4 separate regions of the Mus musculus genome follow, and all the other regions are linked to region 3. The links are chromatin loops, found by intact Hi-C in ENCODE. Cell type or tissue: heart. All regions are shown on one strand.

Region 1 (8,000 bases), 59 kb before region 3:
ATCCCATTACAGATGGTTGTGAGCCACCATGGGGTTGCTGAGAATTGAACTCAGGACCTCTGGAAAAGCAGTCAGTGCTCTTAACTGCTGAGCCATCTCTCCAGCCCTATTGCTAACTTTTAATTTTCAAACATGTATTCATTTACTGGAGGTGAGAGCATACAGATGACCTGGTGCACGTGTGGAGGTCAGAGGACAGTTTTTAGGAGTAGAGTCTCTCCTTCCTTCATGTGGGTTTTAAGGATAAGATACACGTCATCAGGCTTGGGGACCATCACCGTCACTGTCACCTTTAAGCACTGAGCCATTTGATAGCTGTTTTTTGGGGTGTAAGGGGGAGTATCAGGGGGAGAATGTTCTGTGTAACCCTGGCTGTCCTGGAACACGCTCTATAGCCCAGGCTGGTTTCAAACTCAGAGATCTGCTTGCCTCTGTCTCTCGAGGGCTGGAACTAAAGGCGTGTGTGCTACTACACCCAGCTTCTGTTTTGTCATTTTTGCTCGGTATGACTGTGTCACGCAAGGCTAGCTCTCTAATTTTGGTCATGGGGGTTGGATTTTGGTCACCTCAGCCATTAAGAACACTGTCTGTTCTTGCAGAGGACCAGGGTTCTAGTCTATCACTTACACAGCAGTAACAACCATCCGGAAGTTACAGGGAATCTGCTGCTCTCTTCTAGCCTCCCACACACACGTGATGCACAGATCTTCAGGAAAGCAAAACACCAATACATATAAAATAAAATAAATAATCTTAAAAAAAAAAAAGTTGGTCACCAGAGGTTGGTGTTACCTTCTGCAAGCCAGGGTCACTTGGACACCTTGAGGAGTTGGGCTTCTTCAGGTCTAAGTTGCTGTTTGCCGTCCTTCTCAGATCCCTTCTCCCAGCTGGATTGCATTTCCATCTCCCAGAAGTCCTGGTGGAAGAGGCACTTCTCCCACATGGACCAGGGATTGAATCTCATTAGACACTGGTCACACACCTATCCCCAAACCAGTTAGTGTCTCCTAAGGGAGTGGCCTGTCTGGGTCCCGCATTCACTCACCATGTGAGATAACAGCCCTCCCCACTCTAGGGGAGTGGGGGCCCTTCCCAGAAAAGGGTCTAGATGGCGCACAGGCAGAAGCATCCAGGCTGGCCATTACCCCCTTGGCGGAGAGCCAAAGTGCTTTCCGTTAAATCGTTTTGGGCTAGATCCCCAGAGCCAAGCAAACACGTCTCCATTTGATCACTTCCCGGATTATTGAAATGACCTATTGATGTGTCTCTCGCTGGGCAGCAAGCTCTCAAGGACAGTCACAATTGCTTCCTACCCTGTCCTCTACATCTTGTACCCAGCCAAGACTATACAACAACTATAGGCTGCCCCTGGGATCTTAGGCCAGCCCTGCTCTGGGCTGGTCCTCCATAGAGTTCAGATCAGCCTGGGCTGTAGGAAAAACCCTGTCTCAAAAAAAACCACAATAAAAAAATCATCACCTTCTCTCCCTGGATTCCTGTAGCCCAGTCACCTGGACATGATTGTGGCTCTGTGGAGCTAAGCAGGGATACCTTACTTCCCTGTATGGAAGCACAGTGACTCATGGGAGTCCACGCCCCTTTCAGCCCATCTGACTAGTCACTTGCTAGGTTCCCTGGGTTTTCCCCACTCTAGGTTCAACCCTGATGGTCCCTGGATGATGCACAATATCTAACAGCAGCCTTTGTTCCCAAAAGGGTGGGTACATAGAGGGAGTTAGGCTCCATGGACGGCTAATTTTATGTGCAGCTGACTTCTGGGACATGTCAGCCTCTGCGGTCATGTTATCCAATTCCTTACAATAAACCTCCCAGGGCCCACACAAACTCTGTTTCCCCGGAGATGAGTAGAGGTGCCTCCCCAGAACATCTGGGAGGAGCAAGTAGAGAAAAGCCCCAGGATTTTACTTTTTAAAAAGATTTATTTATATATTTTATGTATATGAGTGCTCTATCTGCATGTACACCTGTGTGCCAGAAGAGGGCATTGGATCCCATTACAGATGGTTGTGAGCCACCATGTGGCTGCTGGGAATTGAACTCATGACCTCTGGAAGAGCAAGGAGTGCTCTTAATCACTGAGTGTTGGTGTCAGGATTGGCTCCGAACCCATTGACAATTCACCTAGGCGACAGCGACCTGCACACCTGTTGCCAAGGCAACCGCCACCATATTGCCAGAATCCACTTGGCTCACTTCCCACCTTTACCTGCGGCTACATCACTATCCAAATAAAAGGAAGACCCCTCCCGCTGATCTCTCTCTCTCTCTCTCTCTCTCTCTCTCTTTGGCCTGGTGTGGTCTGTCTGGAGCTGTGCTTCTAACACAACACTGAGCTATCTTTCCAGCCCCAGATTTTATCTTAAGATAGGAAGAGATACAACAAAAACAACAGCCAAGTTACCTGCCTAGTCCTGTGAGCTTGATAGGAAATCTCAGTAGTTGGAGCAGTGTGTGAGACAGCCTGGCAGCCTGGGCCCTGCCTGAGTTGAACACTGAGTCTATGGCACAAAGAAGCAGGTTTGTAGGATTGAGACAGTGTCCCCCAGAATGGGGCTGGCCTCTGTGGGACACCATGGAGGCTTCAGGGGCAGGGCACTTCAACCAGGATTGGGACAGGGACAAGGAGTCACATGGATACTTCTACCTGCTGCTGTCAAACAGGCTGTGCCCTTCCAAGGCCCCATCCTCCGAGGGCCTATGAGACTTGATTTGTCCCAGTCAAATTGGGGTTCTATACCTAGTGGGAATGCCAGAGTAAATATCAGTGAGTTCATCACATCTGGGCGTGTCCTTCCAACAATAGAAAACAAATACACAGTTGAGCATCCATGTGTCCTGCAACTGGCCCTGGAGGCTGAGATGCAGGATAAAGGGGGAAGAGAAGGTAGAGGGTGGAGAGAGATGCTGAGGGTGTTTATCCAGGACAGACAGACAAAGCCGCAGTGTGTCAGAGCCCCAATTTTACCAATGTAGAATGAAGCTCAGAGAGGGAGAGAGACCTGCCCAAAGGCACACAGTGATGCCTTCTGTCTTCAGAGCAGAGGCATGTCACCCAGTTGGAGCCTTGACTCTGGTGGTTCTCATCTCTGTCCCAGCCAATAGTGGCATGTGGCTCTGGGCTGGCTGGACCTGCCCTCTCAAGGGAGAGCAGCCGGGCAGTTTCTTCACTTGAGTTGAGAGACATCCACTGACTTTGTAGATTCAGATGTTGGAAAAAAGGCAGAGGGCAGCAGCCAGAGTTCATTATAGCTCTTCTGTTTCTCTGTGGGGAGGGCAGGAAGCCCCCTGCCTACCCTCTCTTTGTTTGGTGGGACAAGAGAGAGGAAAAAAGATCAAACTGGAGGTGGACTTTTCCAAGCATTAGAAGTCTCTTCCTTTTTTATTTTTTAAAAAGAATTATTTTATGTATAGGGGTACACTGTAGCTGTCCCCAGACACACCAGAAGAGGGCATTGGATCCCATTACAGATGGTTGCTGGGAATTGAATGAATAATCTCTGGAAGAGCAGTCAGTGCTCTTAACCGCTGAGCCATCTCTCCAGCCCTAGAAGTCTCTTTCTACGAAGAATTGTAAGTGGCTCGCGCCACACACTCATAAGCCTATGATCTCAAGATAAGAGGATTGTGAATTCAAGGCTAACCTGAGGAAGAGCCAATTCCAGATCCTACCTACACTGTGGGGGCAGGCGCTTATAGTGACTGCAGTTACCATGGTCACCACCAGGTGGCAGGCCCGCCCACTTCCAAAGGACTAGCGGCTGGGAATTAGGATAACTCGGTTGAGTGATGGGTTTGCTTATTCATCCTTCGGTCATTTATTCGATTATCATTCATTCATGGTTTCTATTCCCCAAGCACATTTTTGTGCCAGGAGGCACTGTTTTAGATGTGGCTAGGACAAGGTGGACGGATGTTCTAGGCACTTCACCCTCCCTCTCTGCTCAGCGGGCGGTACAGGCTGTCGCTGGTCAGGCCTACAATGGCGGCAGGTGTCTGTGGGCCAGGTCTTAAGCCACATGGCGGACTGCCTGGGTTTCTTCCCGCTGCAGCCACTTGGGATGGTGCTCCTATCCTTTCCCTCTGTAGCAGAGCCAGCAGGCAGTGGGCCCTGCGCAATGTTTGGATCGCTGCCCTGTATCAGGTCGCCCGCAGCGGGTCTCAGGTGTAGCCACACAATGGTCCCTGGGGCTGAGGTTTTCCCCATCTCTCTTCTTCCTCTAAACACGCTCAACCTCAAACCGCCAATCCCAGCCCCCTCTCCTGCTGCTTCCTTCTGCTCTCTTCAGCAGCTTTTCTCAGAAGTAGCCAGGGAGCTGAGGATGGGTACTAGAGACGCCTGGGCCTGGGATGCTTGGGAATCCATCTGTTTTCTTCGAATCTCCCTCGCTGCCCCTCCTCCGTCCCCCCACCCCACCCCCCATGTCACTAGTTTCCGGTGTGTTGGAAGCATCTTCTCTTTGGCTGTTGACAGGGTCCCCTCCTAAGGACATCCTCTAAAGACCAGGGAGTTTGGGGTTGTACACTGCCCAGGCCTTAGTTCCTCACACAGAGCCCTGCATGCATGGTCCAGATGAAGGTGGTCTACTGCACACAACTATGTGTAGAAGGAGATCATGGGGACCCACCCACCTGTGCCAAGCAGGGTGATGTGTAGGAGGCGGCACTGAGGAACTCACCCAGTACCTGGCACCCTTTGCCCAAGGAGTTGCCCTGATCTAACGTGGAGGTGCCTGCTTCCCACCTTAATAAGAACCACGGGGCTTCAAGGGTTTACACCCTAAGGATGCTGAGCCTACAGGGGACAGAGAGTATCTTGGAAACCATTCTTTGAACAGGTTTCTGATTCCAGAAGAGATCTGCCACTTCTGCCCCAGCTCACATCCTCCCTTATCCAGGGTCCCGGGTCTGGCGACTCACAGCACAGCTCAGCTGGGAGGCATCTAGCTGTGCCCACAGCTCTGGCATCTGGCCGCTGGCCCCACATCCGAGGCGCTCTACTGAGACCTCCCTAGCAGTCCTCTTCCCCATTAGTGTTGTGTTCCCTGCAAGTACATCTAAGAGGTGGGCAAGGCCTGGCGCGCCAAGCGCTCGGGTGCCAGGTGGAGTGGGAGTTCCGCTCTTTATCAGTTCATCACATTCCGCGCATTCCCTCCGGGCTGAGTCGGGGAGGTCAGCCGGAAGGAAGAATGCGGGCGGGGGGTGGGGGTGGGGGCGGCTTAAAGTCCTTGGTCTGGGTCTGTGGGTCTGCTTTAGCTGGGCTTCTGCGGGGCTATCTCTGTTCGCTCCTTCCCTGCACCCCTCAGAGGTCTTCTTCAACACTGTGCGCTGCTCCAAGGTCTCCTCTCGGTGGCTCTCTTTCTCTTCCTGCTCTGTTCCCCTCGGATTTTTTTTGTTTTGTTTTATGTTCTGTCCCCGCCCCCTGCCCTTCTCAGCTGCCTTCTCTCTTCCATCTCTGAATGCTGATGTGAGTCGAGAGACAGGTGAGTAGAATTTATTTCGTGCAGACTGCTTCTGCTCTGACCATTTTCTATGTGTCTTGGGTCTAGGACTTGCCTTCTATGGCCATGGTCCCTTCCACCCTTGGGAACACCGTGTTCTGGGTTTCCAGCCCTGGTTCCCCTAGCCCTTACCACCTCCTCCTCCTCCTCCTCCTCCTCCTCCTCCTCCTCCTCCCCCCCTTCCCTCTCCCCTCCCCCCTCCTTCTCTTTTCCTGACTCTCTCTATCCTGGAGCGATTTCTTTTCAGAGCTCCCTTCCCGTCTTTACAAGGCTAACGGTGAAGGCCAGCCTTCCTGCCTCCCACCTGTACCTAGGTCACTTACTCTCTGGCTAAGATGCCTGCCAGTCTTCTCAGAAGCACCTAGGTATTGGTTTGGTTAGTACTTCAACAGTGTTGTCCTAATGCTAAAATGGGGTATGATAGTCAAACATCAACCCATGAGCCACATCCCCAGTTATCCTCAACATATTACATCAGAAACATAGAGCGTTGTGTCCTCCACAATATCAGAATTTATTGAAAAAAAACAATACATTCCCAAGCCGCCTTGGTTCGGTTGGCAGAGATTTGCCAGTTGTTCTGATTTTTTCCTGTGGTTGTTAACAGTTTCTTTGATTCTAATCTCAACTCCTAATATTAGCTGTCAGAGTCCACACTAACACTTCTCGCAAGAACACACAGATGCACAGGTTACAGGCCGACTGACTGTCCTGCGGGAGGCAGAGCTGACCTGAAGTTCAAGGAAGTCTGTGGAGGACCAGATAAGGAGTCCTACTACAGGAAGGAAACCAGATAAGAAATTTTATGAACCAAAGGCCCAGAGCTACTCCGCCACACAGCTGTCAAGCTAAGTAAATAAATAAGTCCAGGTGACAGGCCATTTGAGGATCAGTTTGAAGCAGGATGAATGTCACGAGCAGGAGAAACAGCGGATGCACAGAGACAGGGGCAGGAGCCCTAGGATAGGATAATCTTCCTGGACAGAGTTTGTGACAAGTGACCAGCTGACTCGTCAGTGTACCTGACATGTTTTGGTCTTGGGTGCTCCTGCTTCCCAAGTGATTGGTAAGCTTTGAAGTTTGTGATGGTTTGACCCTAGGCGCAGATGTCACCATTTCTTAGCATAAGTAATTTACTGTGTCTCCTGGTGTGTTGGTGCCTGTTTATTTGTGTAAAGAGAGAGAGTCGTGGGACAGAGATGGTTCAGGCTGGAAGGCACTGGAACCTGATAGTGTTCACTCCAGCCCTGGGTTCTAATCAGTGGAAGGAGAGAACCAGTTCCCCAAAGTTGTTCTCTCACCTCTACATGTGTGGTATGGCAGGCATACACACACATGCACAGACACATGCATAAACATGTGAGTCAGAGGCAGGCAGATCTCTGTGAGTTTGAGGACAGCCTGGTAAACACAGAGAGTTTCAGACCAACCCAAGGTAATATTGTGAGTCCGTGTCAAAACAACAACAACAACAACAAAAAGAACAGAGAATCATTGTTTCTTTGCATTTCTACTCAAAATGAGGTAGCTCAGGCAAAAGGTTGTTGCTTTTAAAAATGGAGTCATGCTAGGCTAGGCACAACCCACAGGTTGACATTGGCCCAGCACAGAGTGACCTGGAACAGTGGCAGCTGTCCTTACTAGCCCTTAGCTCCTTGGTGCTTATTTTTGTTTGTTTGTTTGTTTTTAAAGGTTTATTTACTTATGCATACAGTGTTCTGTGTGCACGAATGCCTGCAGGCCAGAAGAGGGCACCAGATCCCATTACAGATGGTTGCCAGCCACCATGTGGTTGCTGGGAATTGAACTCAGGTCCTCTGGAAGACCATCTAGTGCTCTTAACCGCTGAGCCATCTCTCTAGCCCCATGGCTTTTGTTTTAGTTGAAGAAAGGGTCTCACTGTGTGGCCCAAGCTGGCCTTGAACTTGCAATCCTTCTGCCTTAGCCTCCTACCTACTGAGACCCTAGGTGTATAGCATGCTACCTGTCTTACAAATTTCTTAACTAGGACACCAAAAGTATTTAAGTATAAAGGCAAAATTTGAGAAATTATTATTCATTAAAATTGGGGTTAAGCAATCATTAGGGAGACAGAGGCAGGAGGATCACAAGTTTGAGACTACCCAGTTAGTCTGTGTTTCAAAGAGAAGGAAGAAGAGCCACTGTTAAGCAAGTGTCACAGGGGGGCTGGGGATGCAGAAAGGGCTGAGCAGGGGCTCACATGGCCAGGGTCCCTCTTCAGTCCTTAAAAAGAGGAGATGGCAGCTGGGCATGGTGGCACACACCTTTAATCCCAGCACTTGGGAGACAGAGACAGGTGGATTTCTGAGTTCGAGGCCAGCCTGGTCTACAAAGTGAGTTCCAGGACAGCCAGAGTGATACAGAGAAACCCTGTCTCGAAAAAAACCCACAAAAAAAAAAAAAAAAAAAAAAAGAGGAGAAGGGGGTGGGGGCCAGGGAAGTGAAAAGCAACATTGAGTA
Region 2 (8,000 bases), 200 kb before region 3:
GAGGAGGCACTGGGCTCAAGGAGCAAGGGTGGTGCTGGAGCTGTTAGAGAACACCAAGAACCCTCAAAATGTCTGGGGAGATGGCTCAGTGTGAGGACCTGAGCAAAAACCCAAGAACCCACATAAAAGCCACGTGGGATAGCATGAGTCTGTAGTCCCACCGTCCTAAGGGTAGACAGGAGACTTACGAGGGAGGTTTGAAGATGGATAGCCTGGCATGCCCCTGCCTCAAACGGGGTGAAAGGCAAGAGCTGATGCCTGAGGCTGACCTCTGACCTCTGTGAAGAACATGTGCATGGGGATCAGGGGACAACACCCAGAGAAATGTGAATGAACAGACTAGAGATGAAGAGTGTGGGGTACTACAACCCAGCGAAGTGGGTCGATTGGAGAACATCCAGCAATTAGGAGGGAAAAAAAAGACTAAGCATATAGTAGGCTGTCTATAAGGTGATCCCATCCGCTTAGTAACACGAAAAACATGTCCATTTATAAACGGATACATGCAGATGCCAGGACAGTGTCAAACACTTTGCAGAATTGGGGTTCAGTCTGGGAAGCAGTTGATGTATGGGAAGGGGAGCAGGAAAGAGACAGATCTGGGACCGGGGGAGACACAGGGTGCCTTCATTTCTCTCTGTAAAGGGTTGGTTTTTGTTCTTTAAATTTTTACATGCATTTGTTTGTTGTTTGTTTGTCTATGTGTTTTGTTTATGAGGTAGGGACATGCCCATGTGTGTGGTCAGGGGACAACCGAGGGAGTTCATTCTCTCCCTCCATCCCGTGAACCCCAGGGGTTGAACTCAGGTTGTTACAGTTGGCTACAGGCAGAGTCATTCCACCAGCCCAAGTTCTGGTGTTTTAACCTGGGGTGTGGCTCTGGTTTTGCACACTTCGGTGTGCCTTGTGCAATGAGTAAATTCTGGGAAAGAGACCGCAGTGGAAGTCTGAGAACCTTGGAGGAGTGTTTCAACTGCGGCTGGGGTCGAGTGCTGCTTGCCTGGCATGCCTGAGGCCATGGGTTCAATCCCCAGCACCGAGCAGGGGGGTGGGCGGGATGAGACTTAAGGGAGTGTCAGTTACCTCACTAACCAGCTGGAGAGGTAGTTAGCCCTGAGGCAGGGGGATGACCATGCTGAATTCTGCAGGAGTCAGTGAGTCTCCAGTGCCCAGGGGCTGGTGGGCAAGGATAGTGTTGAGACATGAAGATTTGAGGAGGCTAAAGTCAAGCCCTGTTGCCTGGGCATAGAGAGTGGGTGATGCCCGCTCTTGGCAGCAGTAAGGTAAAGGATGCGGTGCCAAGCTGGGCAGAGGGGCTGCCAGGGTAGAAGATCAGAGGAGCGGATGGGGGTGCCGGGGCACTGTCAGGGCTTGAAGCAGGAGGCTGACGGGGGTGGAGTGTGGGGGATCAGCAAAGCTCGGGGGAGGCCAAGAGGAAGTGGGCATTGCCAAGCCTGTGGTGGGAAGCAGTTGGTGCCAGCTCGGGGCTGAGGGGCAGAGGGTAGGGGTGAGTACCCTGAGCCTGGTCTCCCCTGGGTCTCCCTTAGCCGGCCAGTTTTGCTACTACCATATTGTATCCTGAAGTCTCAAGGACAGAAGACCTTTGTACAGAAAAGGACAACCATGCCCAGGGGTGGAGAGATTGTCCTAGGTCAGGCCACCCTGTGAGTCTGGTGACAAGACCTGGACCAGTGCTGCCTCGGTGTTTGGATCTGTGCAAACCCTATAGGTTGCATAGTGGGGTGAAGGGACCATGGGAGGGGCTCCTTTCTGATCTAGTGCCAAAACCCTGCTTGTGGAGGAACAAGGCCCAAATGTTTCCAAACAGCAGACATAAGGCCACAAACACAACCTAGCAAATGTTCTGGCCCAACAGAGGGGTGGACCTTGTGATTCTCGGTGTCAGGGAAGGTGGCAGGGATTCCCACAGAATCTGAAGCAAAGAGTTACATGCCTATAAACCCAACAGAGTTTATTTATGCCAGGCGGTGGTGGCACATGCCTGTAATCCCAGCACTTGGGAGGCAGAGGCAGGCAGATTTCTGAGCTCGAGGCCAGCCAGGCCAGCCTGGTCTACAGAGTGAGTTCCAGGACAGTCAGGACTGCACAGAGAAACCCTGTCTCGAAAAAAACAAAAACAACAACAAAACCAAAAAAGGTTATTTATTTGTTTGTTTTTGAGACAGGGTCTCCATATGTATAGTCCTGACTGTCCTGGAACTTTCTACACAGACCCAGCTGACCTCAAACTCACAGAAATCCACCTGCCTCTGCCTCCAAAGTTCTGGGATTGAAGACATGTGCTATTATGCCCACTTTAAGGAATTATTTTCAGAGATGAGTGTTAATCCAAGCACTCAGAAACATAAATTTGAGGCCAGGCCAGGCTGTATGTAACAATAACCAACAAAACAAGACAAACAAACAAACAAACAAACAAAAGCAGACAGTTGCTTGGGTGCTCAGTTGATGGAGAGTATTTTCCTAAGCAAATATCAAGCCCTTGCTTTGATTCCTTGTAGCACAAAAAACAGGCCTGGAGGTGCCCATCTGCAGCCCTAGCAGTCAGGAAGTAGAGGTGGAAAGTTCAAGGTCATCCTTGGCTACATAGTGAATTTGAGGCTAGCCTGGGGTACATGAAATCTTTTTTTTTTCAAAGTTTAAAAAAAATTAGAAAACAAAGACTACTTAAAGAAGACTCCTTTGTATTTTTATTTTATGTGTATTGATGTGTTACCTGCACGTGCGTATATTTTATATACCATGTGTGTATACTGCCCACTGAAACCAGAAGAGGGTGTCAGGACTTCTGGAACTGGAGTCATGGATGGTTGTAGGCTGCCATGTGGATGCTGGGAATTGAACTCGGGTCCTCTGGAAGAACAGCCTGTGCTCTTAACCACTGAGCCATCTCTCCAGCCCCAGAAGAGTGTCTTTTTTAATAGGAACCAAATACCCCATGATGCCAGGGCAGGCTTTGAAAGGCAAAACACATTGAGACAATGACTGTGGTAAGTGAGGTTGACCATATTACTCAGGCCGTCCCACGGGAGCCAGGACTTGGGTCTTCAAGATCCCTGTGGCCCCCTGCACCTGCCTTGGGACTGAGCTAAGGGCTTCTCTCAGGTTTTGTCCACTGTAGCCCCAGGAGCAGAAACTAGAGGTCAGTTGGGATGTGCCCCCTGGAAGACTTGGAGCTCCTCTTTGCTTTACAATATAATGGAATAAGATCCAGGGAAAAGTCACATCACCCTCAGATTCCATTCAGGTCAGAAGTATGTTTGCGGCCTGTAACTGCAGGCGTTTGGTGGCATTGCAGGATGGCGCTGGCTTAAGCTAGTTTTCCCCCAGGGGACTGAGAGCAGTCCTGTGAAGGACACTCAGGGGGACAAGCCTGGCTGGAGACAGATGGAGCAGTTTTGACTGCCCTGGTGTCCCCTGACCAGAGGAGGAGCCAGCAATGGCTTGAACCTTGTACCCTCTCCACCCACCCTCTCTTTGGCCCAGAGGTGCCTGACTGCTTTGAAAGGGCGGGGTGCACCGTGGCTGCTGGGGGCTGCAGGACAAGACCCATTTAGCCTCAGCAGTCATCTGACCCCCATGACTCAGGCCTGGCCCTGCCCATGGAAGGCACAGGGCCAGTCTGAGCTCATCTCCACTGCCCGGAGCAGAAGTGGTAAACAAGTTCACCTTCCACCTCCCACCCCAGTGAGGAAGCCGGGAACAGAATGAAACAAGCCCCCCCGCCCCAAGACACTGCACCACCCAGGTGCGTGCCATGGGTGCCCCTGGACTAGTCAGTGTGTGCTAGGCTCTTGTATTAGCGACCTTTGATGTCACATATCCATGGGGTGCCCACAGCAAACCTTTGAGGGCTGGAAGATGACCGGGGCTCCTGGAGAGACTAAGACTAGGCAGCCGAAGACACATGAAACCCAGTCTAGGACTGGTGGTCACCTTGAATACCTTGTTTTACCTGAATCAGCCCGCACTTGTATGCTCTGGGCCCTTTGTGGCCTCTAGGAGCCTTTCCACAGGAAAATATTCATGGTCTATTGCTCCAGCTTGCCTGGCCCACAGCGACGTGGTGGGAACTGTTGTTGTCTTCCACAGCATCTGCCTCTCGCTGGGGCTTCCAGCTCCTCTGCCTTTCCTCTCCTCCCTTTCCCCGCTCTTTCCTGCTTTTCTGGGCTTCTACTTTTCAGAGCTCTCCTTCTCCCTCAATCTAGGTGACCGTCATTGCCATTGGTGGCCACCAGATGGCACCAGCGCATCATGTGTTCTGTCACTGCGGCCGCACCAGCACCCGACCCCGGGAGGGCTCACCATTCTTAGCTTCTCACCCTGCCCCAGCCCCTTTGAAGCTTCTGACACCTGGTCAGGATATAGCTGAAGACATGAGCTCCCAGCTCCCGGGCCAAGGGCTCTGCTGACTCTCTTGAGACTCCTGTCAAGAAATCAAGAACACTCATTCCACAGAGCTCCAGCTCTGAGGGGTCTTTCTCACATATCTACTAAAGGAACACAACTCAGAGAAATGAAGGTGGGACAGTCAGTATCGGTTTTGTGGAAGGGACTCAAATCTAAGCCTTGTGGGTTCCAAAGCCCTGGGGATTTCTTTTTTTTTTTTTTTTTTTTTTTTTTTTGGTTTTTCGAGACAGGGTTTCTCTGTGTAGCCCTGGCTGTCCTGGAACTCACTTTGTAGACCAGGCTGGCCTCGAACTCAGAAATCCGCCTGCCTCTGCCTCCCGAGTGCTGGGATTAAAGGCGTGTGCCACCACGCCCGGCGTCCCTGGGGATTTCTGAGTGTAGGGTTCCCTGATCAGATCTCTCACATGCTGACTCTGCCATTGCCCCTTCCACGGGCACGTTGGCTTTCCTTCAAATCTGCCTCGAGATGGGCTGTGATCATGCTGTTCTGGATGCTGCAGAATTCAGGAACCTGGGTATCAGCTGGCACTTCTGCTGCTCTCAGCCCATCTCTGTAGCTGGAGCTGGCAACTGTTCTCTAGGAGTCCCTGATGGTGTGATGGGCAAGCTGGGGAAAGGTGTCTAGGCAGGCTTCCTGGAGGAGGCAGGCATCAGGACAGGACAGGTGAGGGCAGTGTGCTATGCAGCACTCTGTAAGGAGTGCTGTGTCCTTCAGATGTGTATGGGAAGCAGAGGAGGCCTGGCTGCCACAGCCCTGGAGTCAGGCTCAGTTCCCTCCTCACCCTGCCCCCAACCCCTCACTCTCTGTCCCACTGGGAGGCCCTGTGGACTGGGGAACAGAAGACAAGGCTGGAGTCCTACCCTGGGCCTGAACTGTACCCTGAACAGGCTGTGGCAGTACCCAGGAGGAGCCAGAGAGTAGCCACCATCCCCCATTCAGGGTCCCTCTGTAATTACAGCTATTTTTAGGCCCCTCTTCCTTCCTATTTCAGGCCTCTGGACTAGGCTTGAGAGTGGGCTGTCCTGGGGCAGCGGCCTGGAGCCGCTAAAGTAAGACGAGGCGTGGGAGATCCAGCCACAGCGCTGACCACAGGTGGGCGGAGTCCTGGTCCAGGGAGCTCAAGACGTGGCCAGAGCAGAGCTGGCGGAGGAGGCGTGTCTTGGCCCATGGACCCCTCACCGATCTGCACCATATTGGCCCATCCCTCTACTTTCAACACTGCTGGTCTAAACGGTTAACCCTGGCCTCAGTTTTCCAGTCTAATAAGATTGGGTACCCATTATCTTCGGGACTGTGGCCTTGGGTTGGCACAGAGTGGTCACAGTAACAATCACTAATTCATGTGTATGTATGTGTGTGTGTGTGTGTGTGTGTGTGTGTGTGCGTGCTGGTGTGCATATTGATGGACCCATGCAGAGCCCATAGGTCAACATCTTCCTCTATTGATCTCTACCTTCCAAAAACAAAACAAAATAAAACAAAATAAGAAAACAACAACAAACCAACCAACCAGAGTTTCACTGTGTAACCTCAGCTTGCCTGGAATTTATTATATAGACACCTACCTCTCTCTTGAGACTAGCATCAAAGATGAGCATGCCTGCTCCATGTAACCCTTTAAAAAATATTTTTAAGTTGGCTTTTACTGTGAGGTGTGTGTGTGTGTGTGTGTGTGTGATGTAGGTGTCTGAGTGCAGGTGCATGCATGTATGTGTGTGGGGGGCAGGTGTCTGATTGCAGGTGTGTGCACTTATGTGTGAACATCACGGGACAGCTTCCAGCGTCAGTTTTCCCCTCTCACACTGGGCCCATGGGGCCGATTGCAGGTCTTGCAAGGCTGACATGTTTATCTGCTGAGCTAGCTCCCCGGCCTCACCTTACTTTTCAGACAGAGTCTCTTACTGAACCTGGAACTCAGTGAGATTCAGACTGTCCCCCAAGATCCTACTGCCCCAGCCTCCCAGCCTGAGAATACCAGAGCATGCTGCCATACCCAGACTTTTGGGTAGGTGTTGGAGACCCAAACTCAGGTTCTCATGTTTATACAGCCAGCTTCTCCGTTCTGAGCCATCTCCCCAGTCCCTATGACCAGAGTTTATTGAGCACTTACTGTGTGCCAGATGCTGTCCCAGCCTTTGACCTATATTAATTCACTGTTGACAACATTCTGAGGTCAGGATTATTTTATTCCTATTTTACAGATAGGAAAACTGAGTCTCTCAAGTGTTTCATTGCCATGGGCTGGGCTTGGTCTCACATGATTTACTCTCTCATCCCTGTCTTTGATGGTGTTGGAGGAAGAAAGGTATCCATCCAGACATTAGTTTCTTCCTGGTCTACTTCCAGACTCAGTTCCTTGGGTCTGGGGCTATTAGGCATGGCATGGTCTGTCTGTCTGTCCAGTCATGGCCCAAGGCCTGTCCTGCAGGAGGAAGGGTGAGTCTTGCCCAGCTGGTTCCAGTTAGGCTCCAGAAAGCAGGCAAGGGGTATATTTAGCCCTGGTTTCTCAAGGAGCCAGAGATCTTTCATCCTTGGAGACGCCGGCCACAGTGGGACTGGCCTTGCCACAGCTGGGCCCCTGGGCTGCAGGGCGGGCAGGCTTCGGGGCAGGGAGGGAAGGGTCCAGTGTGAACTGGCCTCTCTCTGACACCAGGAGGTGATGACAAATGCCCATGTCAACTGGGGCAACTGAGCTTGACTCTGATGGTCCCAATCTGTCCCTAGAAGTTGAGGGCTCCTGAAGACACTGGAAGCAACATCAGCACCCGATACCTGTTCCTCCAGCTCAGATGCAGTCTGTCTTAGGTTTTCCCCATGGAGGGCTTATTCTGTATCTAGTCCTGACCAAAGCATCAAGGGCCCATCTTTCATCAGGAGAGGTAGGCAGACGATAGAGCTTGGGACCTAGAGAGAGGTAGCCTTCTTCTTCCTTTACTTATTTTTAAAGATTTTATTTGTGTGTGTGTGTGTGTGTGTGTGTGTGTGTGTGTGTGTGTGTATTTTATGAGTGCACTACCTGAGGAGACCAGAAGAGGGCATCAGAACCTACAGAGCTGGAGTTACCAAGGTTTGGGAGCTACTGAACCTGGGTGCTGGGAATCAAGCTCAGGTCTTCTGGAAGAGCAGGAAGTGCTCTTAACTGAGCCATCTTCCCAGGCCCTATTTATTAATTTTGAGAGTCTCATGTAGCCTAGGATGGTCTTCTGCCCCACTTCCTGTTTGCTAGGACCCTGGGCATGTGGCAATGTACCCCATTTATGCAGTGCTGGGGATCAAACCCGAGGCTCAGTCCATATTAAGCAAGCACTGTACTGACTGAGTTACACCCTGCCCCCTTTCCATTCTTTCCTACGAGACTCCCTGATGCGTTTGAAGTTCATATTTGCAACTGGTGGGAGGGTTGGGGGCAGGTAGATACAGACAACAGAAAGAGAGGCCATAATGTGCAGCCTATGCTGGCTCTGTGGGAGGTGCTGGTGTTTCCTGGGCACCCTCTCTGGGCCCCTGGGCATCGTGGTGCCGTGTTGCTATGGAGGACTATGTTGCTGGGTGTGTGGTGACCCCCAGG
Region 3 (8,000 bases):
AGAGACTTCAGCTGCTAGTTGTGACCCCTCTGTCTTCTTGGTAGGACTACAAAGACTTTGACAGAGTCAGGGTAGATGGCTGGGCTACCCTGTTCCTGAGAACCAGCATCCCTACCATCAACATGGAGAACAAGACCACATGGGTGAGTAGGTGTGCAGCAGCCTCAGGCCAGGCCACACCGCACAGAGCATCTCTAAGAGGACAATGATGCTGGTCCTGCTGCTGGAGGCCTGCCACCTTAGTTTCTTGGGAGACAGAATAAGAGAATCATTAAGTCACAGGGCTGCCTAGGTTATAGTGAATTCAAGGCCAACCCGGACAACTTACTGATATTCTGCCTCAAAACTAAAAGCGAGGGGCTGGGAAGATGGCTCAGCAGGCAAAGGCCTTTCTCAACACGCATGAAAACCTGAATTCCGATCTTCAGTACCCTAGCACCCAGTTAAAAGCTGGGTGTGTTGGCCCATGTGTGTAACTTCAGCTGTAGGTCAGTGAAGGCAGGGAGATGCTGGGGACTTGATGGCCAATTTAGACAAAATAGCTACTAGTTCATTGAGAGATATCACATCTTTTAAAAAGGTAGAGAATGAATGATAGAAGAAAGACATCCAACATTGACCTCTGGCTTCCAAAAGGGCACACAGGGGACCTACACATAGATGTACACACACACACACACACACACACACAAAATAAACAACAAACAAACAATTTTAAAGGTAGGGGAGAGGACATGGTAGCACATACTTTAATCCCAGCACTTGGGAAACTGAGGCAGGTGGATCTCTGTGAATTAAAGGCTGGCCTGGTCTCCATAGTGAGTCCCAGGACAACCAGGACTACATAGAAAGATCCTGTCTCAACACCCCCCCCCCCAAATAAAATAAAATAAGTAAATAAATAAAAATTAAGAAGGGCTGGCCGTGCTGGAGTGCTGTGTTCTGGAAGCTGGTACAGAAGCATTGATTCAAGTTGGAGGTTGGCCCGGGCAACTTAGTGAGCTCAAGGATAGCCTGGGCTACATAGCAAGGCTGTCTCACAAAACCAAGCCAATCAATAAATCATGAACAAGAACAATGCGCGTATGTACGGCTGAAAGAGCGTAAAGCACCTGGGGATAAACATACGACAAAAAATTAAAGTTATGGATAGGGAATATTCTCTCATCGTCAGATTTTTTGAAATTATCCCAGTCCAAGTGAGATTCAGGAAATTCTGAGATGGGGGGGGGGAGGTCGGGGATGTTCTAAGTTGGAAGAAGAAATATGACAGATTCCTAATGATTTGTTGTGAAATGGATATAAGTGAAAACACATAGGAGATACACAAAGCAGGGTTTATGGAAGGCTGGTGAAGGACTCAGGGATGCATTTCCTAAAGTAAGTGAATGGGACAAAGAAGGGTGGGGAAAGGGCTGGACACTGGAAATGTAGTCATGTTACAGACCTCCTCCTCTTCCCCCGTCCTCTTCCTCCTGCTTTCCCTCATCCTCCCTTCCCTCCTCCTCTTCTTCTCCCTCCTCCTCTCCCTTGTCGTCGTTGTCCTCCTCCTCCTCCTCCTCCTCCTTCTTCTTCTTCTTCTTCTTGTTCTTCTTGTTCTTGTTCTTCTTGTTCTTGTTCTTCTTGTTCTTCTTCTTGTTCTTCTTGTTCTTCTTCTTGTTCTTCTTGTTCTTGTTCTTCTTGTTCTTGTTCTTGTTGTTCTTGTTGTTGTTGTTGTTGTTGTTGTTGTTGTTCTTCTTCTTCTTCTTCTTCTTCTTCTTCTTCTTCTTCTTCCTCCTCCTCCTCCTCCTCCTCCTCCGTGACAGGGCCTCACAATGTATCCCTGGATGGCTTAGAACTTAATTTGTAGACCAGGCTGGCCTCAAACTCACAGAGATCTGCCTGCCTCTGCCTCCCAAGTGGTGGTATTAAAGTTGTGTGTTACTGTTGCGGGAAATATTTAAAAATGAACCTGTCAACTCTCTGAGAAGCCAAGTCTCTGGCCATGCTGGACCACAGGGCTCCCGCAGGGTCATCTCTCTGGTGCCCACCCCGGACCCCCCCCACCAAGTTCCTTTTGCTACTACGCACCCCATGGTCAGCCATCACATCACAATACACAATACCCCAGTAGAATCAAGATTCTTAATTAACCAATCAGATTTATGTATCAATAATATCACAATTTACAAGATGCTAATACATTAATTTTAGAGCCTGTAATGCTTCCTCCAGGTGATCAGACAACCTCTCCTTACCTCCAGGGGAGTCTGCACTAATATACACATATCCCCACACAGCACACACATGCATATACACAATTTAATATTAAATTCTAACATTTAAAATGTAAAACCTGTTGGGCATGGTGGCACACACCTTTAGCCCCAGTGCTATGGAGGCAGAGGCAGGTGAATCTCTGTGACTTTGAGGCCAGCCTGGTCTACAAAGCAAAGTCCAGGCCAGCTAGGGTGGTTACACAAAGAAACCCTGTCTAAAAAACCCTTTAGCTGGGCATACTGGTGTATACCTTTAAATTTCAGCACTCTGGATGCTGAGGCAGGAGGATCATTGTGAGTTCCAGGCCAACCAAGGCTACACAATATTGAGACCCTGTCTCAAAAACAAACAAACAAATTAAACAAAAAACCTTAAAAGTCAAAGAAATAAAAACAACAAAGAAGAGCTGTCTGCCCATCTGATTGGAAAATACTAAAAAGAGACATGCCATCCGGCGATGCTCAGTGGCAGGAAACACTGCTGACGGGAGTCTAAATTGGTGGCTCCTTTGTGGAGGTGAATTTGTCAATAGTCATTAAAATTTAAAGCACGCATTCCCTTTGATCTGGCACATGCTCATATATTTCAAGAGCTAACAGGACAAGTATACAAAGATAAATAAAAATGTGAGGGTATTTTAGAGCATTGTTAATAAGAGAAGGGAATTGGAAAGGCTCTAAATGTCTGTCAGTAGGAGATTGGCTCAATAAAATGTGGTCCATTTCTACAATGACTGCGTGTGCGGTCCTCAGAAGAGATCAGATTGGCCTTTATCAATTGAGGCAGAAAGATGATGTTATTCATAAAAAACTTGGGGAAGATGAAGCTGGCAGAAGTGTGCATGTAGTGTGATTCCATCAGTGTGGACCAGGTGTATTAAAAATATGGAGATGGCTTGGGAGGGGACACAGATGCATGCCTATAATCTCAACATGTGGGAGGCTGAGAGAGGATTAAAAGTTTGAGGCCAGCCTGGGCTAACATAACAAGACCCTCTCCCCAAAATAGAAAAGTTCAGTACAGAGATTTACTCTGCACTTCTGTCATTCATTCATTCATTCATTCATCCATTCACTCACTCACTCACTCACTCACTCATTCATTCATTCATGGGACAGGCTCACTCTGTGTAGCTCAGGCTGTCCTGGAACTCCCTAAGTAGACCAGGCTGGCCTCTAACTCATGGAGATCCACCTGCCCCTGCCTCCCAATGCTAGGATCAAAGGCCACGCCAGCTTGTTTGTTTGTTCTTTGGAGATAGGGGCCGCCTGTCATGCAGGCTGGCCTTGAACTTCTGATCCTCTTTCCTCCTGCTGGGATCATCAGCGTACACTAACCACTGTTCATTGTGGAAACAGTCTTTTCCAGAGCACAGAATTACTGGAGACCCTTAATTTTCTCCGTTACCTTTTTTTTTTTTTTGAATCAAAATAATGTTAAAAGAAGTGAAAAATCAAGCATAGTCATGTAGAGAACTTTGACTCCAAACACTGGAATTGCAAACGTTCCAAACCGGGAACTTTTTGAGCCACAAATAAAACAAAATCCCAAACTTGAAACACTTAAGATCCAAAGCATCAGAAGGCTATTTAACCTATACACACACATGCATACGGGAACATAATGACCACACACATGCCACCACAGAGGGGAAAAACCATGCCAATTGCTATGCGTTGTTTGTGTTTATAATAACTATGAAGAGCTCGCCATGTAACAGGTGCCACTCGGAGCAGTCCCCCCATGCTAACCACCATTTAATCCTGTCCAATTGCCCTTGAGGTAGGAAATTAGCATTCCCAGATTACAGACAATAACAGAGAGGTTGAGTAACTCGTTCAAGGCCACTCAGCCAGTGTGAATAGCAACGCTGGGCATGAGCTCAAGTAGCCCAACTTCCCAACGCATGCTTTTGGCCATGGCTATACTGTAAAATAACTGCAAATAGTCTCTACAGAGCACATGAAAGAACTAGAGAGAGATGAAATTACTATACTAGCCCACAGTCACACAACTTATCAGGAACAGAGTTGGCACGCAAGTCTAAATGTGTGTGTGTGTCACAAACTCAGACATCAGGCTGCCTACCAGATCTAAACCTGCCCCTGTGGCCAAATCTTTGTCTAAGACCTGCTGGTGTCCATGAGTACTGCGGGGGCTTTTTAACTCTTTGACTGCCCCCTAGTGGCTGTAGGTCAAATGACAGGAACATGGGCTGGGCAGAGACTGAGAAAATGGCCAAATGTGGGGTCTCAGCAGGCTAACCCAGCACTTGTCTCTCCTCTGCAGTTCTCTGTGGACATTGACTCAGAGCTGGTGGAGGAGCTGCCGGCTGAGATTGAGCTGTGGTTGGTGCTTGTGGCCGTGGGTGCTGGGTTGCTGCTGCTGGGGCTCATCATCCTCCTCTTGTGGAAGGTAGAACCTCCCAGCCTACTGGGGCTTCCCACTTCAGACCCGCCAGTGCCAGCACTGCTCACCCAACCTCCCTCCATCCCGTGGCTCTGCATCCCATTCCTCATCTCCATCCCAGATACTCCCTGCCCCTCCCCATAGCTTCCAGTCCCACCCATGCCCCAGGGAGCTGCAGGCTGCAAAGGGGAATAGGGGCTCTGGTATCTGGCTATCCAGGAAGCTGGGCTCAGGACTTAGCTTTCCAGGTTCCTCAGTTCTAAGCCCCAGCTCCCCAAGTGCTGATGGCCAGGTCTACCAGCAACCCTGATGGCCACCCCCACCTCCTCCCTCCAGTGCGGCTTCTTCAAGCGAGCCCGCACTCGTGCCCTGTATGAAGCTAAGAGGCAGAAGGCTGAGATGAAGAGCCAGCCGTCAGAGACAGAAAGGCTGACCGACGACTACTGAGGGGTCAGCCCCCCTGCCCCGGCCCACCCGGGTAACATGGCCTATGAATCTCCTCTCCAAATCCCCAGCTGCCTGGGGCCTCTGATTCTGTCCTGTCTGCTCCTCTTGCCTTGGGGTCTGCTTGGATCTCAACTTGTCTACCACCCCAAAGTGCAGGCCATTCTGGTTTTCCCCCGTGCCCCCACATCCACCTGGCTCTCAGGAGCTTAAAATCCCAAGAGTATGCTGGGAAATCCTCCCAATGAGCGTGCTGCTTTCTGGAGGACTGGAAAAGAGAAATAGTCAAGGCTAGACCCTGTCTCTGTCTGATCACCAGGCATGGCCACAGTTACTCTAAGTCCTCTCTCCTCCCACAAGCAAGGAGGGGGCCAAGGGAGGCCAATCTCTTTTGTCTTGAGTCCCACCATCTCCCTAGGATAACTGTCTTACCCACTTCTAGTACTGGCCATTGAGACCACCGCATCTTCCTGGTCCACAATCTCTGCAGCCGCTTAGTCTCCACTGCCTCTGCTCTCCTCTGTGTCTTCCTCAGCCCTTCCTTCCTCTGGGCCTGGGGTGGGGATGTTCATCTGCCCATTTCATACTGAAGTTGGGATGTTGGAGTTATGGCCTGCTGTAAGGACCATAGGGGTGGGGGCGGTGGAGGTGGGGGGTGCAGACCTTCTCCTGCTTGAATTCTGGATACTGACACAATTTCTCTTCTGCCTAAACCCCAGTGTGACTTCTTTAAGCCGACCCGCTACTACCGGATTATGCCCAAGTACCATGCAGTGCGTATCCGGGAGGAGGACCGCTACCCACCTCCAGGGAGCACGCTACCCACCAAGAAGCACTGGGTCACCAGCTGGCAGATTCGGGACCGATACTACTGATGCCCTCCCCGACAAACCTTCCGGCGCTCCCTTCCTTCCTATTTATCATAAATTATGACTCCGACAGTCCAAAGGGGGCCACGCCCTTGGCTGGCACCAGCAGGCTCAGGCATCTATCCCTCTTCAGTGCAGGCATGTTTTCTGGGGCCCTGGAATCTCCTTCAAGACCTTGCAATGCTGAGCCCAGCACAGCCCTTGCACAGTGGACACACACACAGGGCCTACTGCTAATGGCCTGCTCTGATATATCATGGAGGGTGCCGTATCCAAGTCTCTGTCTGTGCCAAAACCAAGCCAAAGCGCCTCTACTGGGAGACAGGAGGAAAAGGTCCCTGATGTGGGGACACGGCTCCTCCACACTGAATCCCCCTTGAGCCATTGTCAATGGATGGAGTTTACTGTCCAGAATAAAACTACTGATGCGGAGGAGACAGTCAGGCTCAGCTGCAATTCCTGCCAGGCACTGGAGCGCAGGGCTACACTAAAGGCTACCCAGGGGATGTTCTTACGACCTGCGTGCTCAGACGCAAGAGCAATGAACTAGAAAGCAGGTCGCCGGAATGGGCTTTATGGGTGCATCTCTAAAATCGTGGCTACAGAGAGAGCTGGCAAGAAACGCAGCCCGAAGGAACAAAGAGAGACCGTGGGCAGCCTGGACGCACACACTGTGCTGGGACTGACCTGGAGCATGGCGGCATCCTTCAGAGAGCAGGGTCCTGGCGCAGCAGACATTGGTAGGATGAAGAGGAGAGACTTCTGATCCATCCTGACCACCTCAGCCTGGGCAAGGCCTGGAGATCCCCACGAGACCACGTGGGGTGTGATACTTGAATGTAGCATGGCAGGGGAGGGCCCAGCCCCTGCCCCAGTTGGCCAGACTTAACTCTGCTCCCTTGACCACAGAGATGAGATTCTGAGCTGCCTGTGGCTTTCTTCCCCTCCCCCAGGGGCTGCATCCCCATTCTAGCAGTGGAGGCTGATTTCCCAGGTCCTCTCCCCATCCCGGTCCACAGGCAGGCCCACTCCCCAGCTCTGTCCCCTCCACCCCACGGTACTATAACAACTTCCCCGATCCTGTGCCTTCTTTGTATATGGGCTTCTCACTAAAATAAATAAACTGTTCCCAGTTTGTACTGCTGTGTCTGCTCCTACCTGCCCCCGCCCCAACGCCCCTCGTCCTGACCAATCTCCGTTCAGTCTGGAGGGGTAATACCCTTCCCTAGCTGGTCCCTTGGCGATGGACCTAGCACCCCACAGCAAGCCACACATGAGAGATTTTGATTCAAGCACAGAGTTCACGGAAATCCAGTTTTAGGGAGAGCGCCATACATGGGGGAGTGCTTTCTTTACCTGTCAGAGTTGTGGCCTGTTCCTGCTGGGTTCATTCTAACATCAAACGCTCCTGGCCTGGATTTGGGGAGGGAGGGAGGGAGGGAGGGAGGGACGGAGGGAGGGAGGGAGGGAAGGAGGGAGGGAGGGGAGTTGAGAACAGACCTGACGCACCCCCAGCTGATCTCAAATTATGTGGATCAGGATGGTCTTGAACTCATCCTCTCCCGTGATAGGGTATCAGGTTTCTTGAACTCATCCTCTCCCGTGCTAGGTCCATCATCAGGTTTGACCCAAGCTGACTTTAGGAAGGGAGAGAGGGGGCAGGGGGAGGAAGAGAGGTCCCATCCAATTGGCCTGGCCCTTGAAAGTACACCCTCTGTGCTACCCGCCACCTCTAATTGTTAGGCTGGTCGATGTCTAGCGATCCTCCCTCACAGACCTGAAGCCTCTCTGCCAACCTCACTTCCTTTCTTCTGTCTGTCTGCTCTACTACATGCCAGGCTGTGTGTTCAGCACTGCAAATAAAGCAACGACTAGGTCAGACACAACCCGTGTCCTCCTTAAACTAAAGTCCAGTGGGGAAGACCCACGAATCAGCAGTTAGCCCACTTTGTGAGAAGCTCTCATGTCATCCTAAGATCAGGAGAGGCACGTAGGGAGCCCAGCCCAGCCCAGGAGCTC
Region 4 (8,000 bases), 180 kb before region 3:
CTTGCGTCTTCTTGCTTGCTGATGCCTGGGTATGGCTGAGGATGTAGCCAGAGACATTCAGCTTGAGAGAGTCCTCTGGGGACTGGCAGCATGGGCGAGCATGAGAGGGCTTAGGGGGATGGGCTGGTGAGGGCCAGCCTGGAAGGAGCAGAGATGTAAGATGTAGAAGCCAAGGGGTTTGGTAACCCAGGCAGGCCTTGTATCTGAGGCGATCCTCCTGCCTCAGCGTTCTGAGCGATGGGCATGCAGGAGTGTGTCTCTGCACCCCCCAACCCCCGCGTGTTTTCCCTCTGATAGTTGTTTCAGCCCAGTGCCTGGGCACAGAGGCTCTGAGTAACTCTCTCTCCACAAGCTGAGCTTAAGGCATATGGTCTGTGGTTTCTGCCAGTGTGCAGCTCCTAGAGACGGGACAGCGAGGAGTCTAATGGAGGCAGTGGGTGGAGACATCAGAGGACGTAGAGGGGGGACTCCAGTTAGCGCTCGGAGGATTCTACCGATGTACCTTGCCCTTTCGAGTGCCAGCACAGACTGGATCAGGGCAAGGGAGTTGCACTTCCTAGGGGCTTGGGAAATGTTTCTTTTTCCTTTAAGTGGATCGTCACTAACAATTATCCAGTGAAAGAGGCCCATGAAAAGTTCTAGGGATATCCCTTACACACTGTGCCTCCCACGAGCCACTAGCAGAAACACCCATCACCGGTTTTTTTTGCACCTTAGACTCTTTTGGTGCCAACAGATTTGATGTCAGTCCAAGCTGAAGGCTAAGCTTTGCCACTTATGAGGGGTGTGACTTGGGCCCATCCCCGAATCCCTGTGCCTCTGTTTCCTCACCTGTGAAATGGGGCTAATAGCACTTGCCTCATAGCGTTATTTGGAAAGTAGCCAGAAGGGTGCCTGGGCATAGAAACTGCTTTGTAGATGTTTGTGACATATGATAAAGAAATAAACACTTCAGAGCAATAATGTCTGTGATATCATGGTTTGGCATACACACGCCAATGCAGAGAGCTAAGGGTGAGGACATAACTCAGTTGATAGAGCATTTGCTAGCCTGCACCCAGACCTGGGTTCCTTTCCTTGAACCACACAAACGGGCTGTGGTGGAATATACCTGAGACTCCAGCAGCCAGGATGTGGAAGGAAGAGGATCAGAAGTTCAAAGTCACCCTCATCTATTGAGGAAGATAGAGGGTAGCCTAGGCAACCTGACTGAAAAAAAAAAAAAGTTTTTTGTTTTTTTTAATATAAAGAGAACTATCAACAAGGTTATACCCAAAGATACCTTCCACACTGTGCACCTCCAGCAACTGGCCCAGATGAACCTCCTGCAGTCTATCTTCCTGCTTCAGTCTCCTGGGTGCTGGAGGTACAAGCATGCACCACCATACCAGGCGTATGTTTCTAGGTCCCCTGGAGCCAGGATTTTCTGTAAGCTTCTGCTGAGGTCAGCATCGCTGCTGCTAGAATCACTGACCCATACAAAGCATCTGTGCGGGTGGCATCTTCAGTCTGCCCCAGGAGCCGCTGCTCTAGTGACCCTGACACGGTGGCCATTCCCACAAAAGCTCTGTGAGCTGAACCCAGACAAGAGGAGAGTCTGGAAATGGAGACCAGGATTGGGAGATTCCAGCCTATGCACCCTGCCTGCCATTCATCCCGTGGTTTGATCGGTTCAGGACCCCCATTTGCAGGCAGCGTAGCCAAGAGAGCTGAGAAACCCCCATAGGAGTGAGGTTTCCCCATAGAGCTCCCAGGAAGGATGCTGTCAGTAAAAGAGAAGTTGCCAGAGAGCCTGTACGATTCTCATTACACAGTACTGAGTGTCCAGCACCCCTAAGCTCTGCACAGAGGCAGGGATTCACAAGGAGGCACAACTGCAGCAGGACAGAGACACCAGAGACTTCCTACCAGACCCACAGCTGAGGGGGACGTCCTAGGGGTAGCTAGTGACAGAGTTTTCTGGCATTGTGGGTTTAAGACAGGATGGCAGGGTTGGAAAGGGGACAGCTGGACTGTTGTCCTCTGCTGGAAGCCTGGTGTCTACATCCCAAGAGAGTACGTGTGTGTGTGTGTGTGTGTGTGTGTGTGTGTGTGTGTGTGTGTGTGAGCCTCTATTGCCATGATCCAGTGTTTATGGGAGGAGGGAGAGAAGAAGAGGTCTCCATCCCAGTAGTTCTTCCTGGGACAGAGCTATCTTCCCCCACCCCACCCACCCCCACCTCTTGGGTTCCTGAGGTCTTGGAGCACCTCCCTCCACCCTGTAGAGTCATTGCCTCAAGGCTGAGGTATGGATCCCAAGGCTCTGCCACCATTTCAGCTCAGACTGTCCTCCTCGGCCTTCCTCCTACATGCAACCCAAGGGTCCCTTGGAAGACTTGCTGAACAGTACTGTTCTAACCACACCAGCAAGCCAGCAGTGGAGAAGGGCTGGGTGGTGAGGATTTCTTGGGGCCAGGGACCTGAGCAAGCCTGGCTCCCATCAGATAGGCAGCCTGGGCATGTCCCCGTTGACAGCTGTTGTGAGGGACAACCCTGGATGATGACTGAGTTCCAGACCAGGATACACATGGGACATCTGTTTTCCCATCCTGGCTGAGAAGGGCCCTGTGGCACCCAGTGTCCCATCAAGCTATCTGTGAAAGCTCTGGACTGTCCCTCATACCTCTACCAAAGGCACAGGTTGTGGCAGCCTCTCTCATTCCATGAAGAACTCCAGCTACTCTGTTGGAGAAAGGATTTGGGTCAGACAGCAGGAGGAATTTCCCAGGTCACAGCAGTTCATGACCCCTATTAAATGCTCGGATCCCAGCGTGGAATGCTTTCAGTACCCTCCTTCCTGCAGGCTTTGTAGGGTCAGACTGCTGGGTGGCGTGTGACAGTGTGTTCAGGGAATGAGACAGGACATAATTCTCAGGTCACAGATGATTTTGGGAAGAGCCAGGCAGTGATGGCACACACTTTTAATCCCAGCACTTGGGAGGCAGAGGCAGGCAGATCTCTGAGTTCAAGGCCAGCCTGGTCTACAAAGTGAGTTCCAGGACAGCCAGGGATACACAGAGAAATCCTGTCTCAAAAAAACAAAACAAACCAGAGATGCTGGGGTAAGGTATCCATAGTGGTACATTCCCAGCAGTCTTGAGGTAGAGGCAGGAAGATCAAGACTTCCAGGGTATCCTTGGCTACATAGCAAGGATAAGGCTACCTCGAACTACATCCGATGCTGTCTCAAACAGGGAAACAGAGGTTGAGCAGGGAAGGGCTTCACAGGGAAGCCTTCCATGGTGATGGGAGAGGGGCTTAGTCAGGCTCGAGTAGACTATATCAGTAGCTTCAACAGACACCTGAAGGTCACCCAGTTAGCCCTTAGGGGTCATATAGGAGGTCAACCCAGGTATGCTCTTGCCTCAGATTCAGTGTTCCACTACTTCACTAGAAGGCATCCCCTGGAGTTAGAACCCCTAGGCTTGAATCTCAGCACCTCCCCTCTCCTATCTTGGGCAACTGAGCTTGATTTCCTCATCTATAAGACAAGAATGATGTCTTCCTAAGGATGGACCTCCTGTTAGGCCCTCACAGCGCTTGGCTCAGAAATGCTGTTCGGTGGGCACCAGTTGTAGTCGATCACAATCCCCTAAGAAGTTCTTTCAGCTGTCTGCCCTCTATCTCACCTATGATCAGATGTCATCTTTTAGTTTACACTGGGAAGCAGGACGAGTAGATATGTTAGTCCCTTCCAGCTCAAAGCTGGCTCTGCATTCCCCCTTGCTCCCTCCCTGACACCCACCCACCCACCAGGCCTGCACGGTGAGATAATGTCTAAGAGATACTCCGAGTGACTTGGAGGAAGAGGCCAGACAGTGAGTGACCAGAGGTGATTATCTGGGGTGACTAAGGCGGGTGGTTTCCCTCCCCCCAGCCTGAGCAGAGGGAGAGACATATGAGGCAGTCTGCAGTGGGGTTGCTCCTTAGAGAGGGTTCGACCTGGGGAAGTGACCTCGGGGTGGAGGTGAGACTGGACACTCTGTTCCAGGTAGATTTTTCACAGAAAGCAAACACAAGAAGACACAATGCATCCTGTATGAAGGAGATTGGAGGCAGGGGCCTGGGCCAAATAGACTCTCCAGCCTTTGCTTTCTATTTTTTGGATGGCGCTCTGAACTTCATCCCTGTCCTTTATAGCCTGGGATTAGCTCAATTCTGGGATCTCGGGGCAGGCTGCCTTGTCCTAGCTGGCCCTGGCCATCTTTACCTGAAGATGCGGGTGAGGGCTAGGCTCCGCCCTCCAGGCCCCGCCCCCTGGCCGCCCCGCCCCCTGGCAGTCCGCATGCAGTTTCCGCTCTGGCCTCTGGGTGCCGCTCGATGGCTGCGGTTGGTCCATCGCCCCCCTCAGCTGATCCTCACCTTCTTTCGACCTTTTTCCAGTCCTCCCGCGCTGCCACCCCGCAGCGGCTGCTTGCATTTAGGGAAAGAGAAACGGCCACCCCTACGAAGTATTTTCACAAACATCTCATTTGATCCTTTTGTTGTTAGTGAGCTGACTCTCCGAGGCATGGAGAGGCCAAGTGGCCTCCCTCAGATCTACAGAAGAGGGAGAGGATCTTAGGAATTGAGTCAGCTGGGGGCGGGTGGCAGGAAGGGGGTCTCAGATGCCTGCTCTGGTTGTATGGGGTCCCAAGGAGAAGGAAAAGAGGCCATGCAGCCTTGGGCAAGGCCCTGCTCCGCTCTTTCCCAAAAATAGATCTCCCTTCCGAGGGCGGTCTAAGGAAATCCCATTTAGAAAACAAATCCTAAAAAGAAACTGCGCATATCCAGGCAGTTAAGGGCAGGTTGGGTGAAGGACCCTATTTGTTTGCAACCCATAGTCCCAGATGCAGGGTTCCTGTTCTTCTGTCCCTGGGGAGGTCCCGCACAGACCCTTTCCTGAGGCAGTGATGAAAGAAGGGGAGAAGGAGGCTTAAAGCCTGGCAGCCATAGACCGAAGTGGTTGGGAGGCAGCTCTACACACCCGGCGGGCACGCGCGGGCACACACACACACACACACACACACACACCTGTCCATGAGACAAGAAGAATGTCCCAGAAGTCATTGCTTCCTTCCTGTTGCTTTAAGAGTCAGGCAAGGTCTTCCCTGACCTGCCTCAGCTCCTCCCATCTACCCCTAAATTATATACATGTATATTTTAACAAAATATTTTGGGACATAGGGTGTATCTCAGTGGTAGGCCTTGAGTTCAGCTCCCCAGGGCCTGAGGAGAAGACGGAGATGATTTCATTCAAGAAGTTATGGGCTGAGCCTGGTGGCTCAGGCCTGCAATCCCAGTTACTCAGGGGCTGGGGTGGGACACTCATGAATCCAAGACCTGTTTGGGCTTCAGAGTGAGTGCCAGGACAGTCAGGGCAAGGTAGGGAGACAGATTCAGCCTCAACAATTTTATTTTATTTTATTTTTGGTTTTTTGAGGCACGGTTTCTCTGTATAGCTCTGGCTGTCCTGGAACTCACTGTGTAGACCAGGCTGGCTTCGAACTCAGAAATCTGCTTGCCTCTGCCTCCCGAGTGCTGGGATTAAAGGTGTGCGCCATCACGCCCAGCTTATTTTATTTTTTTAATGATTTATTTATTTTATGTATGTGAGTACACTGTAGCTGTACGGATGGTCATGAGCCTTCATGTGATTGTTGGGAATTGAATTTTAGGACCTCTGCTCACTCCGGTCAACCCTGCTTGCTCAGTCCCTGTTCACTCTGGTCCACATAAGTACACTGTAACTATCTTCTGACACACCAGAAGAAGGCATTAGATCTCATTACAGGTGACTGTGAGCCACCATGTGGTTTCTGGGATTTGAACTCAGGACTTTCAGAAGAGCAGTCAGTGCTCTTATCCACTGAGCCATCTCGCCAGCCCAGCTTCAACAATTTTAAATGGGGCTGGAGAGATGGTTCAGTGGTTGGAGCACTGGCTGCTTTCCCAGTTAATGTCTGCTCAGTTCCAGCAGCCACATGGAGGCTCACACCTTCTATAATGCCAGTCTCAGGGGACTCAACGCAGCCCCAGGAAAGGGTCTGCGAAGAATCCCCAGGGACAGGAAGAGAGCAGGGACCCTGAATCTGGGACTATGGGCAGCAAACAACAGGGTCATTTACTCAACCTGCCCTCCACGGACACTGCCCTTATGCTCACATGGCGCACAGAGATGCATGTGGACAAAACACCCATACACAGAAAGCTTGGTTTTGTTTGGTTTTGGTTTTTCGAGACAGGGTTTCTCTGTGTAGCCCTGGCTGTCCTGGAACTCACTTTGTAAACCAGGCTGTCCTGCAACTCACAGAGATCTGCCTGCCTCTGCCTCCCAAGTGCTGGGATTAAAGATTTCAGCCAACACCACCCAGTTTAGATAAAATGTTTTTTTAATCAGTATTTATTTAAAGGGCTGGAAAGATGGCTCAGTGGTTAAAAGCACTTACTGAGGGCTGGAGAGATGGCTCAGCTAAGAACACTGGCTGGCCTTCCAGAGGTTCTGAGTTCAATTCCCAGCAACCATATGGTCCCAACCAACCATCTATAATGGGATCTAATGCAGGTGTGTATGCAGAAAGAGAGAGAGAGAGAGAGTGTGTGTGTGTGTGTGTGTGTGTGTGTGTGTGTGTGTGACAAACCTATTCATCTTAGCAGATAGCTCCTAAGTCCTGAGCTGGGTCTGTACGCACAAAGCCAGTTCTCACACGGGGCCACTGCGAGCCTGCTGTTGTGTGGCTGTACTCTGTCCACATTGGCCTCTCTCATCAGCAAGCATCCTGGACACTAATGTTCTACCCTCGTAGGTACCACTGGGACACAGAGTCCCCTGGAGTCTCACACCGCCATGTTGCATGCTCTGCCTCGCTGGCATGGTGTAGCCGGGCCAGCGGGTGTACATCTGATCCCTTGCTTCCTCCCACAGAGTCCCCTGGAGTCTCACACCGCCATGTTGCATGCTCTGCCTCGCTGGCATGGTATAGCCCGGCCAGCGGGTGTACATCTGATCCCTTGCTTCCTCCCACAGAGTCCCCTGGAGTCTCACACCGCCATGTTGCATGCTCTGCCTCGCTGGCATGGTGTAGCCGGGCCAGCGGGTGTACATCTGATCCCTTGCTTCCTCCCGATGAGGCACTCTGTCTTCTCTCCAACCCTAGGACGGGAAGGTTAGAAAGTTCTTTCTCTGGTCCGACCCAAACCCAGATCCCCCAGATCTGGGTCCCCACCTTTGAATGACAGCTGGCTGTGCCCTGAGGGAGATCCTTTACTGCTACGCCTTGGTATTGTATGTGCTTGGATTAAGTGATCATTCCTCTCCTTGGAGGACAATTCTTGCAGAAAGGGGAGAATGTTCTGGAAAGAACCCAGGAAACTCGGGATAATCAACACGGGGCTTCTTTTCTGAAAGCTAGGGGTGGTGGAACCAGGGCCACTTCCTGCCTCCCAGGTCCCAGCGTTTGAGAAAGACAAGGCCTCTGAGCTCGGGCAGGACATTTTGAAGCACTTCTCAGAGTCATCCAAAGCTTACTCTCAGGTATTAGGGGACAGTGGCTTCTGCAAATGTCTGAGGGGGAGGGGCAGGCAGAACTTGGGAAAAAAAAAAAAACCCAGCTGTCCCTTCTTCCTTAGTGGCCTTTGTCACCAGCTGGCTCCACCACCTGCCCAGCATGAGGTTTGAAAACTGTGGATATCACTTGTATGTGCCTGTCTCTACACTCAGCAGGTAGCTCAGAATTAAAGGTCATCGGGGGTCAGCATTAACCCTTTGGGGTTTACCCAGCCCAGTAGGGCTGTGGCTGCTCAGCTAGTACCCATAACGGGGTACATTCCCATAAATACCCAACTGTTTCCTCCAGGATGCTGCAGTTTTGCTCCTGGTCTTTGCCCCCAGAACACTGTCCCCATCCTGAAGCAAAGCCACACTGGAAGCATGCTGCATTGTGTGGTGTTCCTGGGGCAGTCAGGGGGCCTGTCGCACAGTC

What was found. A loop is a pair of places that touch in the nucleus more often than their neighbours do. Peaks named below come from ENCODE experiments on the same cell type or tissue, not always from the same donor. Only the 100,000 strongest peaks of a DNase experiment are listed, where the experiment ranks them.
Region 1: a loop joins it to region 3, with 9 times the contacts of the local background. A loop is called at or near these places in 27 of 42 quality-filtered maps.
Region 2: it touches region 3 in a loop (3-fold over the local background); 15 of 42 quality-filtered maps call a loop at or near these places.
Region 4: a loop joins it to region 3, with 2.6 times the contacts of the local background. A loop is called at or near these places in 6 of 42 quality-filtered maps.

Annotation. Positions count from the first base shown.
Region 1 is chr11:95,102,784-95,110,783 of GRCm38, reverse strand. No RefSeq gene overlaps it. Among named protein-coding and RNA genes, the nearest start is that of Dlx3, 13 kb to the left of the region's middle. In heart, CTCF peaks have their summits at 3,736 (motif pointing right), 6,227 and 7,250 (motif pointing right); DNase peaks (open chromatin) are centred at 3,733, 4,123, 5,143, 6,363 and 1 weaker place; H3K4me3 peaks cover 1,253 bases; H3K27ac peaks cover 1,434 bases; H3K27me3 peaks cover 474 bases.
Region 2 is chr11:95,247,774-95,255,773 of GRCm38, reverse strand. The region is part of intron 1 of Gm11515 (a long non-coding RNA gene); the gene reads left to right. Among named protein-coding and RNA genes, the nearest start is that of Gm11515, 8.2 kb to the left of the region's middle. In heart, a CTCF peak has its summit at 4,252 (motif pointing right); DNase peaks (open chromatin) are centred at 3,433, 4,273 and 5,393; H3K4me3 peaks cover 442 bases; H3K27ac peaks cover 1,696 bases; H3K27me3 peaks cover 1,429 bases.
Region 3 is chr11:95,043,595-95,051,594 of GRCm38, reverse strand. It overlaps Itga3 (integrin alpha 3), which reads left to right. Exons shown (of 26, transcript NM_013565.3): 23 at 45-143; 24 at 4,549-4,674; 25 at 5,005-5,146; 26 at 5,832-7,120. The coding sequence ends at 5,115. Among named protein-coding and RNA genes, the nearest start is that of Pdk2, 6.2 kb to the right of the region's middle. In heart, a CTCF peak has its summit at 4,426 (motif pointing left); a DNase peak (open chromatin) is centred at 4,434; H3K27ac peaks cover 1,065 bases; H3K27me3 peaks cover 1,040 bases.
Region 4 is chr11:95,228,486-95,236,485 of GRCm38, reverse strand. The region is part of intron 1 of Gm11515 (a long non-coding RNA gene); the gene reads left to right. Among named protein-coding and RNA genes, the nearest start is that of Gm11515, 27 kb to the left of the region's middle. In heart, a CTCF peak has its summit at 4,342; a DNase peak (open chromatin) is centred at 4,335; H3K4me3 peaks cover 673 bases; H3K27ac peaks cover 354 bases; H3K27me3 peaks cover 2,957 bases.